Linked DNA regions of Homo sapiens: region 1 is linked to region 2. The links are chromatin contacts, found by Hi-C in ENCODE. All regions are on one chromosome and are shown on one strand. Each heading gives the region's core, a stretch centred on a gene start or an enhancer-like site at or near the end of the contact. The rest is flanking DNA. Distances are from core to core; before and after follow the strand shown. Region 1 overlaps RBL2 (RB transcriptional corepressor like 2). Region 2 holds the start of CYLD (CYLD lysine 63 deubiquitinase).

Evidence for each region. A loop is a pair of places that touch in the nucleus more often than their neighbours do. Pooled maps may share reads with other maps.
Region 1: a pooled map shows a loop between it and region 2 (4-fold over the local background). The contact joins the enhancer-like site here to the promoter of CYLD in region 2. A Hi-C loop is called at or near these places in 5 of 50 pooled maps.

The regions. Positions count from the first base shown.
Region 1 is chr16:53,454,793-53,459,584 of GRCh38, reverse strand. It overlaps RBL2 (RB transcriptional corepressor like 2), which reads right to left. Exons shown (of 22, transcript NM_005611.4): 8 at 4,743-4,792; 9 at 1-134. Among named protein-coding and RNA genes, the nearest start is that of RBL2, 23 kb to the right of the region's middle. Within about 2 kb of position 1,749, at least 6 of the 41 ENCODE cell types and tissues checked have a DNase peak (open chromatin) inside an H3K27ac peak, as active enhancers do.
Region 2 is chr16:50,740,304-50,745,217 of GRCh38, reverse strand. It overlaps CYLD (CYLD lysine 63 deubiquitinase), which reads right to left and starts at 3,132. Exons shown (of 19, transcript NM_001378743.1): 1 at 3,094-3,132; 2 at 2,377-2,456. CYLD-AS1 (CYLD antisense RNA 1) reads left to right here and starts at 2,471. Exons shown (of 7, transcript NR_184279.1): 1 at 2,471-2,547; 2 at 3,814-3,890; 3 at 4,424-4,538. MIR3181 (microRNA 3181) reads right to left here and starts at 2,913; the gene lies at 2,841-2,913. RefSeq lists an enhancer at 2,378-2,477 and a silencer at 2,718-3,317.

The DNA.
Region 1 (4,792 bases), core at 500-2,999, 2.7 Mb before region 2:
TTCCTGAGGCCTGTCAGCATGGTGTGAAGACGACTCAAGCTATGCGTAGCTGTAGAAACTGGAGTCACACAAGGGCTATTCTCCTTAATGTACCTAACACCAGTTAGTGGTGTGGAGATTCTAAGTGCTTTGGACTAAAGAAAAAAAAAATTACACAGAATTAATAAACATTTTTTAAAGAACATTATTTTAGGCCAGAAAGACTTTAATTCACTTCACAAATGGGACTTCAAGCCAGTAAGACTTTATCTTTACAATATCAATAAATTTTAGTGACTCAAATGTCACCATTCTTGGAATTTAAACATAACAGCATTAAGAGCCGCCAATATCCATGTGAAGACGAAGGTGTGAAAGAATAATTTGTATTTTAGCTAACTAAAAGTTTGTCTCTTAAAAGTTAAAACTCTAAAATAAGGTACAGCTCCCTACATTCCCTCTTGTAAAACTTATGCTCGGAGGCAAAGATAAGCATTCTGCTCACCTGAAAAATTAAGATTATTCTCAGCTCTGAGAAACAGAATTTCACAATTCCCATCTACTGCTATTTTTGCAGACACTCAAAGATAAAAGAAAATTGTGATTAAATTTGGTTCCAAAAAAAATCCATGATTTAACAAAAGCCTACTGATATGGTTTGGCTATGTCTGCATCGAAGCCTCAACTTGAATTGTATTTCCCAGAATTCCCATGTGCTGTGTGAGGCACCCAGTGGGAGGTAATTGAATTATGGAGGCCAGTCTTTCCCGTTCTATTCTTGTGATAGTGAATACGTCTCGCGAGATCTGACGGCCTTATCAGGGGTTTCCACTTTTGCTTCTTCCTCATTTTTCTCTTGCCACCGCCACCTAAGAAGTGCCTTTCGCCTCACACCATGATTCTGAGGACTCCCCAGTCATGTGGAACTGTAAGTCCAATTAAACCTCTTTTTGTTCCCAGTTTTGGGCATGTCTTTATCAGCAGCGTTAAAATGAATTAATACACCCACCATCCAAATATTCAAATTTGCTTCAGAGACAGATAATAAGTTGAACATTCCCTAAAAAGGCAACTTGATGCAGAACAGCCTTCATTGGTCTTCCTGCCCCTCCTCTACCTTTGGTTACCAGAATCTATCACAGGTTCTCCCCCTAAGGTAGACAGGTCTTCAGAGAAATAAGTTAAAGTCAACATTCTTGACAATAAATATGGAGAAGATGTGACTTGGTGTCAAAGGAGCCAGTAAAACATCTTTCTGATTTTTCAAATAAACTCTGAAAGGTTAAGATAGCTTAACAATGTCTTTTAATATTCAAGATAAAATTTCCCTGTGTATTAAATGTACTTATTCTAATTTTTTAAAAAACCTAGCAAAACTTTCACCTGGCAACAGAGCCAACTATTCAAGTTTCATAAGATATAGAAAAGCACAGAAATTTACTGTATACAGAAACAAACCTACATGTTTTCTCTATGTCTTAAAGTGTAATACAACTAAGACTTTCACTTTGTTTCAAAGAAATTCATTCTATAATTAAGTCAATAAAATGATTTGGGTAGATTATTGCATTCAAAAGGCTGCTCCCTGCCTTACAAGGTTTCTTGCAGCCAACTACTTCACTGTGCATGAACCGATGCCTACATTGGGAGGCACTGGGAGGGAAAAACACCTTGTACACAAACAGGAGAATCAACAGCAGCCAGCAGCATATAACCACATCACCCACAGGCAGCAGTAGTTTCACAGAGGAAACTAGGTGTGACAACCACAAACAGCTTCCTGCCAGAGTCCTCAAGGTCAACATGGTGCTTCTTGGTAGCACTGTGCTTAGCTTAAAGCTTCCTGTTCATTCTGATCAAGAGGAATCTTTAACTTGGGTGCAAATATTAAGTCGGTATCTTAAAAATATTAGGATGTTCCATCTCCAAATGAAGACTTACAAAATTTGGAGTGACCCTGAGCTTTGTCCTTAGTCCTCTTGTATTCTCTCTCAATTCATACCTCTAAGTAATCCCTCCTCATTTTATAGCTTTAAAAGCCATCTACGGCTGGGCATGGTGGCTCACGCCTATAATCCCAGCACTTCAGGAAGCCGAGGCGGGAAGATCATGAGGTCAGGAGTTCAAGACCAGACTAGCCAAGATGGTGAAATGCCGTTTCTACTAAAAATACAAAAAATTAGCTGGGCATGGTGGCAGGCACCTGTAATCCCAGCTACTCAGGAGGCTGAGGCAGGAGAATCGCTTGAACCCAGGTGGCAGAGGTCACAGTGAGCCGAGATTGCACCACTGCACTCCAGCCTGGGTGACAGAGCGAGACTCCATCTCAAAAAAAAAAAAAAAAAAAGCTATCTGTACCCACCCTGATGACCCCAGGACATATATACACAACCCCTAACCTCTACTGTGAACTGTGAACTCCGGTCTTGTATACCTCAACTGTCTATTCAACTTCTCTACTAGGATGCTTAAAAGACATCTCTAATTTAACATGCTAATAACCCTAACTCTTGATTCCCCTTCCCCCAGACTTGCTCTTCCCTCTTAATAAATTTCAGTAGTAAATGTTCCCCGAATGTCTACTATGTGCCAAGCGCTGCATACAACACTGGTCACAGCCTTGGTGAAGCTTATATTCTAATGCAAGGAGACAGGTAATAAACAATTCTTTCTACCTACCTCCCTACTTACTGTCAGACAGTGATAAATACGAAGAGAAACACTAGCAAGCAGAGTCAGGGGGAAAAGAAGTCCTGAGGGTTGGGGAGGATGTTGTGGTTATTATTGACATAGCAGTTGGGTTATCAGAGACCAGAATGAAGTGAGAAGGAAGCCACATGAGTCTCTTGAAGCAATACAGTTTAGGCAGAGGGAATTGCAAAGGCAAAGGCTTTGTGTTGCAGGCATGCCTGGCATATCTGAAGAACAAAAAAGGAGGTTAATGTGGCATAAGTGGGTGAGGAGGGAGGAAAGTAGATGAATTCAGAGAGAGCCAGGGCCAGATAACTTACAACATTACAGGCACTTGTCAGGATTTTAGCTTTTATATCATTCACCCAACTGGAGACATCACTGTTCTCTTTTTCTCATACCCTAGATACAAACCCTCGGTAAATCCTGTGGGTGCCATCTCCAAAATATGGCCCAGCTACAAACCATTCTCTGAAGCAAGCCACCATAAACTATTGCCAGAATCATTCCAATAGCTTCTTAACTCCCTACTTCCACCCTTGCCTCTAATCCCACTTTCCCAGAAGACCTTTAAAAATGTAAATCAGTCACTCCTCTTAATAACCCTCTTAATGGCTTTCACCTCAATCAGAGCAGAAGCAAAAGTCCTTACGATGGCTTCCAAAGCCTACACGGTCTGTCTGGCTCTCTTGTTCCCTCTTCCCTGCATTTCTTTTTCTTCTTCTTTTCTTTTTTTTTAAAGACAGGCTCTTGCTCTGTCACCCAGGCTGGAGGGCAGTGACGCGATCACGGCTCACTGCAGCCTGGAACTCCTGGGCTCAACGAATCCTCCTAACTCAGCCTCGCAAGTAGCTGGGCCCACAGGTGGACACAACCATGGCCAGCTTATTTTTTGTATTAATATTTTATGTAGAGACGGGGTCTCACTTTGTTGCCCAGACTAGTCTTGAACTCCTGGGCTCAGGCAGTCTTCTGCCTCAGTCTCCCAATGTGCTAGGATTACAAGTATGAGCCATCACACCTGGCCTCCCGTCACTTCTTACCACTTTTTCCCTCACTCTATTCCTACCACACTAGCATTCTCACTGTTCCTCCAAAAAGCTAATCCTGTTCCAACCTCACGGCTTTGCATTTGTTATGCTCTCAGCTTCAAATACATTTACCCAGCTATTCATATGGCTTGCTTCCTCACTTACTTCTGGTGTGTGACACCGTTCCCAACCACCTTACCTACCACAGCCCACCCATCCCATTCTCCCCTCCCCTCAATATTTTGTATTACTACTCTATTTTCTTCATCTATCATCACCCAACATACTATATATTTACTTGTTTATCTCCTGTCCATCTCCCCACACTGGAATATAAGCTTCTTTAGAACAGGGTTCTCGTGGTTATTTTGTTCACTGCTTTATCTCCAGTGTCCAGGACACAACCTGACATATAAAATGCTTTAGGAATATCTGTTGAATGAATAAGCAGACCAGTCTCAAGTCTGAAGCAGCTCACTTCCAGGTGAACTGGCCCTTGGATTACCCAGTGTTTCCCTGGTGGCACTTGCCAGAAGTTTGGTGTTTTCTGTTCCACCACATAGCAGAAGGGAAACTCTTGGCCTGCATCACTCTAAGTGTCTGTTTGAAATAATACCACGTGGTCCTGAAATTCAGTTTAAAAGAATTTTCTTAAAGACTGTAGATCCTCATTTTCTCCAGTCTCTTAAATGAAGGCCCCAGTCAGGTCAATTATCACTTTCTAAATGCCTACACTATGTTCACTACATATAAGACCATATATTACTGGCCCATCTTTTTAAAACCAACAATTATCAGCATGACACATTTGTTTAAATTTATATTAATTTCTTTTTCTCAGACCTCACTAAAATGAATGAAAGTTGATATTAACAAAGCAAATATCATAGAGATACCTTTTTCAATTAAGAGAAGTATGATGAGAATTTTCTCCTTCATACTGTAGGCAAGTAAAACACAAACATGAAATTACCAAAATAAAAAAGAACCCCTGGCTTACCTGCTCCTGTATTTCTACTCTTCTGGCATGGCTAAACTCACCTTGTCAAAATGCTGCTGTAAGATGTTTTTCATCTGCACCCTTTCAGCAG
Region 2 (4,914 bases), core at 1,883-4,382:
AGGTGGGGGTGAGGGGTCAGTGTGAAGGGAGAAATTTTCACTTGTATTCTCTTATTATTTTGCAGGTTGAATCACTTTGAGTGAGTATATCACAAATGACTCATCTAAATACTATCTTACTTCAGGCTGGATAACTGTGTGATTATGAATATCTTGGTAATAAATACTGAATGAAAATTACCAACGAGTTGAAACACAATAATATGTTTAACCCTAAAGCCATGTTGAACAGAAGGCCTTTCCTTTAAGGACGCTGATGAAGGAGAACAGTTCAGGTTCACATAGATTTGAAAACATTTCTGGTTATCTGAGCTTGTTGATGGTCTGGATTCTGAGTAAAGGGGAACTTACTTGTATTAAGATGAAGTCATTCAACCAAGACGAGAGTTGGAAGGCACAAATATTTATCAATTTTCCATGAAGACAATGGAAAGATGATCAGGAAATATGTTTTACATGAAAATGTTAAAGATTACAATTACCACATTCTGAAAGGCAACATATAGTACAAATGAACATCAGTAGCTACAGAAAACTAACAATGGTTAACTTATCCAGAAGATGCAGTGTTTTTCTGATTCTCAAGTTATCAGGTTATATTGTTCATAAGGATCTCACAAAGACAGATCCAATTCAAGAGCTTTTTGCATCTCCAAAGATATCCTGCTTGTTCTAAAAACCACAGGAAGCTATTTAAATTAGAATAAAACTTACAATACTTAATTCTGCCCCTAATTATAAATGGCAAAGAGGTAGGAAGGTCAGCTTGAACACCAAAGAAAGAAGACATGTGGGCCTTTTTCCAAAAGCTTCTGGATAGCTAGAATGATCATCCTTTTAAAAGAGAACATCTCTCACTAAAAGACAAAGTTGTTATATTTCTAAACAGCTAAAGAATAGAGATACAGAGATTCCGTGGCCAGAAAAAAGACTGAGTCCGTTTTAATTTTCCTCAATGACTAATTTGTGTCACAAGTACACAGTCCCTAATACAAGTGGGATTTATAAGGTTAAAAAAAAAAAAGAAAAGAAGAGCCTCTCACATCTGCATATTCCCACTGGAACAAGGAATACTGCTGCCTCTCTAGTGTTAAACCTAGCCACTCCACTGCCAAACTGTGAATTCCCCAAGTCCTTCATTTTTATATTATCCAGTGCCCACACGAGAGCCTGGCATATGCTAGGCACTGAATACAGAGAAATGAATGAAAGACTCAAGTGGTAACAGTGAAAACAAAATTGCATTTCCTCCTCCTGTTTAAGGGATTAAACCAAGAGAAAGAGAAGAGAAAAAGACTCAGGAATTGGGAGTATTTAATGAATTTTGCCTAAAACTTCAGTAATTCTCTAGATAAAATGAAATCATGCTAAACCACTTCATTGTTATACATATAAGAAGAAACAAATACGGAAAATTTCACAATTACGAAACCAAGTTGTTTTGAGGTTTATTTGATACTAGCTTCCTACAGCCTCAACTAGCATGTATGATGCTTATAAATTCTGTACAACCAATGAAAAAAAAACTAATTTAAATCATAGTGTGAAAATCAGGAACAAAATACTAATAGTTTGATAAACAACATAACTATTCCTTTCTCTCTCCCTGTGTTGGAGACTTCCTTAAATCAAACAAAACCACAGTTTAGGTGTGCCAGACTATAAAAATCATTGCTGCTTAATGTTAGTTGTGCTTTATATAACAAGCCTTATCTGCTTCTCACAAAAGTTACCACCCAGAGGAAGGTTTATTTGCAAGAATACTATACAATTTTGCAGCAGAATATTAGAGAATGTTCTGGGTGTTACTTCAATAAGAATTTCCAGCAAATCATTTTCTCCTAATACTGTTCTAGTTCAAATCCACCTACTGCTCAGTGGGGAATGGGAGGCTAAATTCTTAAGGCCATTCAGTCTACTTGGGGCGTGAGGGGGTGTGTAGAAAGCCAACAATCAAACGAACACCCTCTCAAGGCCTGGGTGCTTCTCTGAGAGCCAATGATTGCAAAATGAACAATCTTATTAAGATCCCTAATTAGCCCGAATTCAAAAGCAAGGTAGGCATGCTCCTTAGCTGAGCTAAGGATAAAACTTTCCAGGAAAAATTGAGGAGAAGAAGGTGGCAGGGATGATGGGGGCTGGGAGACTGCAAGGCCACAGGCTTGGTGGCTGGAAGATGACAACTATCCTAAAACATTCAAATGCCAAGGGGTGGAAGAGAAACGATGCCAAGTACATGAATAACCGGCAGCTGACCCAGCTGAGTACCAAACTCAACACCATCTCCTGAAGATTTCATGACTTCGCCCCCGCCCCCCATTCGCCCCCCACCCCCCTCGATTGTTAACATGAAAGAAAAACATAAAGAAAGAATACCTGTCACAGCAGGGCGCACCTTTCAACTAAGGAACTCCGGGTGGCTGTGTAGAACCATCCTCACCCTAGAAAGGGGGAAACTGAAAGAAAAAGCAGAACACGCCATTAACAAGGCCAGAACCCCGACTGCCATTCCTGGACGGGAGCCACCAACACCCGCAAAATCGATCGGTACGTACGCCCCGCGGCGCGGTCGGTAGGAATCACAGCCCCGGGCTCCTGAGGCCAACCGTGGCCGTCGGGGCCCGCCAGCGGCCTGTGCCTCAGTCTCCCAATCTGTAAATGGGGTGGGGGGCGGGAGGGGGACAGCGTCCCGCGCGGCTCCCGCCCCAAGTCCTCTCTCCTCTGGGGGTCCCGATGGTGGCGACCCCGCACGCTCCCCGGACTCGCAGCCCTCCCGGGAAGCCTCGGGGGATGGGGAAGCCCCGGTGGGGGGGGGAAACCCGGGCTGACGTCAGCGGGCTCGGCAACCCGCGGGCCCGGCCGGCTCGGGCCCGGGCAACTAACGGGCCGGCGCCGAGGGCCCGATGGTCGCCGCGGCGGCTCCGGACGCCCTGAGGCCAGGCGGCTGCGCCGAGGGGATCCGGCCGCCCGCCGGCCGCCAGCCGCCCGCTCATTCACTAACCTCGGGCGGCGGGGCGTCGCCCCTCGCCCCGGCTCCCCAGCCCGCGTCCCGGGCCGGCCCCGGCTCCCCACACCCACCGCCCTAGTATTTACCTCCGACGCGCGGCCCCCGCGCAGCCAAACCTGCTACCTGGGCCCGCCCCCACCTGCCCCGCCTCCGAACCGCACAGGGAAGAGGGAGGGAGCGGGGGCGGAGGGGGCAGCCGCCGCGCTAGCCAATCGTAGGCCGAGCTGCGCTCCTGAGCGGGCCGTGATTGGGCCTCCCTGTGACAGACCTTCCTCCAATGGCTGCCAGCCCGGCGCCGGCCGAAGGGACTTTCCGCTCTGTCAAGCTCGGTGGAACCAAAGGGAAAGCGAAGGGGCGGGGCAGAGAAGAGCGGCGGATGGAGGCGGGAAGCTCAAGCTGATTGGGCGAAAGGCTGTGGGTGCCGCGTCACCATTGGCTGATGCTGGAGCCGGGGCGGGGCGCTGCGCTGCCACCAGCTCCGCCTCCCGTGCTCCCGCCTCAGCTGTCAAAACTGTAGACGCTTAGGTTTGGGCTGGGTTAAGAGTCCAGATGAAGGTTGAAATAGGATTCCAGGATGCCGTGAGAGAGCAAAGCTTTAGAATCAGACCTCAGTTTGAATCTTTGGCGCTTTCATTCAGTGGCTGCGTGACCTGAGGAAGTCACAACCACGCTGAGCCTCAATGTCCTCATCTGTAAAATGGAGATCATAGTATCGGTTGTCTTACAGGATTGTGGCAAAATACCGAGCTAAAGTTCCTGGCACGCAGTACCAGCTCAGGAAAGGTTCATCTCTTCCTCCTCCGCAGATTCAGCCTGGGACGCTTGCTGTTTCCGAACCTCTGTTGCCACCTATCCCAGTTTGGAGGGAATTTTCCCAAGGATGGTGAAGAAGGGATTTCCACACGCCGCCTCACTCAGCCCCGCACCCCTGGCCACCAGCCAGGACTTAGGGTGTAGTTAAGGATCTTTCAATTAGAAGGGAGGCTTCTGATTCCCAAAAGCACTCAAAATATTTAAGGAAGTGCTTTTTATAATCAGTCCTAGAGCCTTGCTGCACTGGATACTCCTGTTAATTAATTTCTTCTCCTTTGACATTTTAAGTGCTAATTATAGGAGAAGGTGATTAACACTGAGAAAGGAGGAGGGGTGTGTGTGTGTGTGTGTGTGTGTGTGTGTGTGTTTTTAATCATGACACAAATTTCCCCCAGTGGAAAGTGACATGTTTCTGGAGATCCAGGGAATTTAAACCAATGAATACATAAAAACAGTCACATGAGTGATGACTAACAGTAGCAGTAGACAGGCCACCACTCTTCCTTGCCATAGTCATCCAAAATGAAATGAGCATCTTTTGAAAACCTAAGCCTCATTCTACTCCTGTCCCTCTTTTGTCACTCCTATCTTCCTGTTTTCCAGGCTTCATGACCACACTGCTGTAGGAAGCCATAAGTTGGAAATCAACGGGCCTGGCTTGAAGTGTGGCCTTAGGCAACACCGTTCTCATCTACATCTGGATTCTCCAACAAAGCTGGTAGGACTCAGAGGTCACAGTCCAACTGTCTGGAAGAAAATTTCAGCTGAAATTTGTTTTTGCCTAACCCATACGATAAGGAGGAAGGAGAAAAGAATGTGAAGGAGAGAGATTTGGGGTCCTTTTAGGCAAGGCAAACATTCTCATGTTACCACTGGGACCACTTCTCTTATCTGCACGATCTACATCCACTGGTCCCTTAAGGCATCTGAGTTTGCCACTCTGGACTAGAATATTTTCATGTCCCTTCTTTTTGTTTTTGTTGTTGTTGTTGCTGGGGTGTTTGTTTGTTTGTTTCTTTGTTTTGAGACAGAGTCTTGCTCTGTTGCCTAGGCTGGAGTGCAATGGTGCGATCTCAGCTCACTGCAACCTCCGC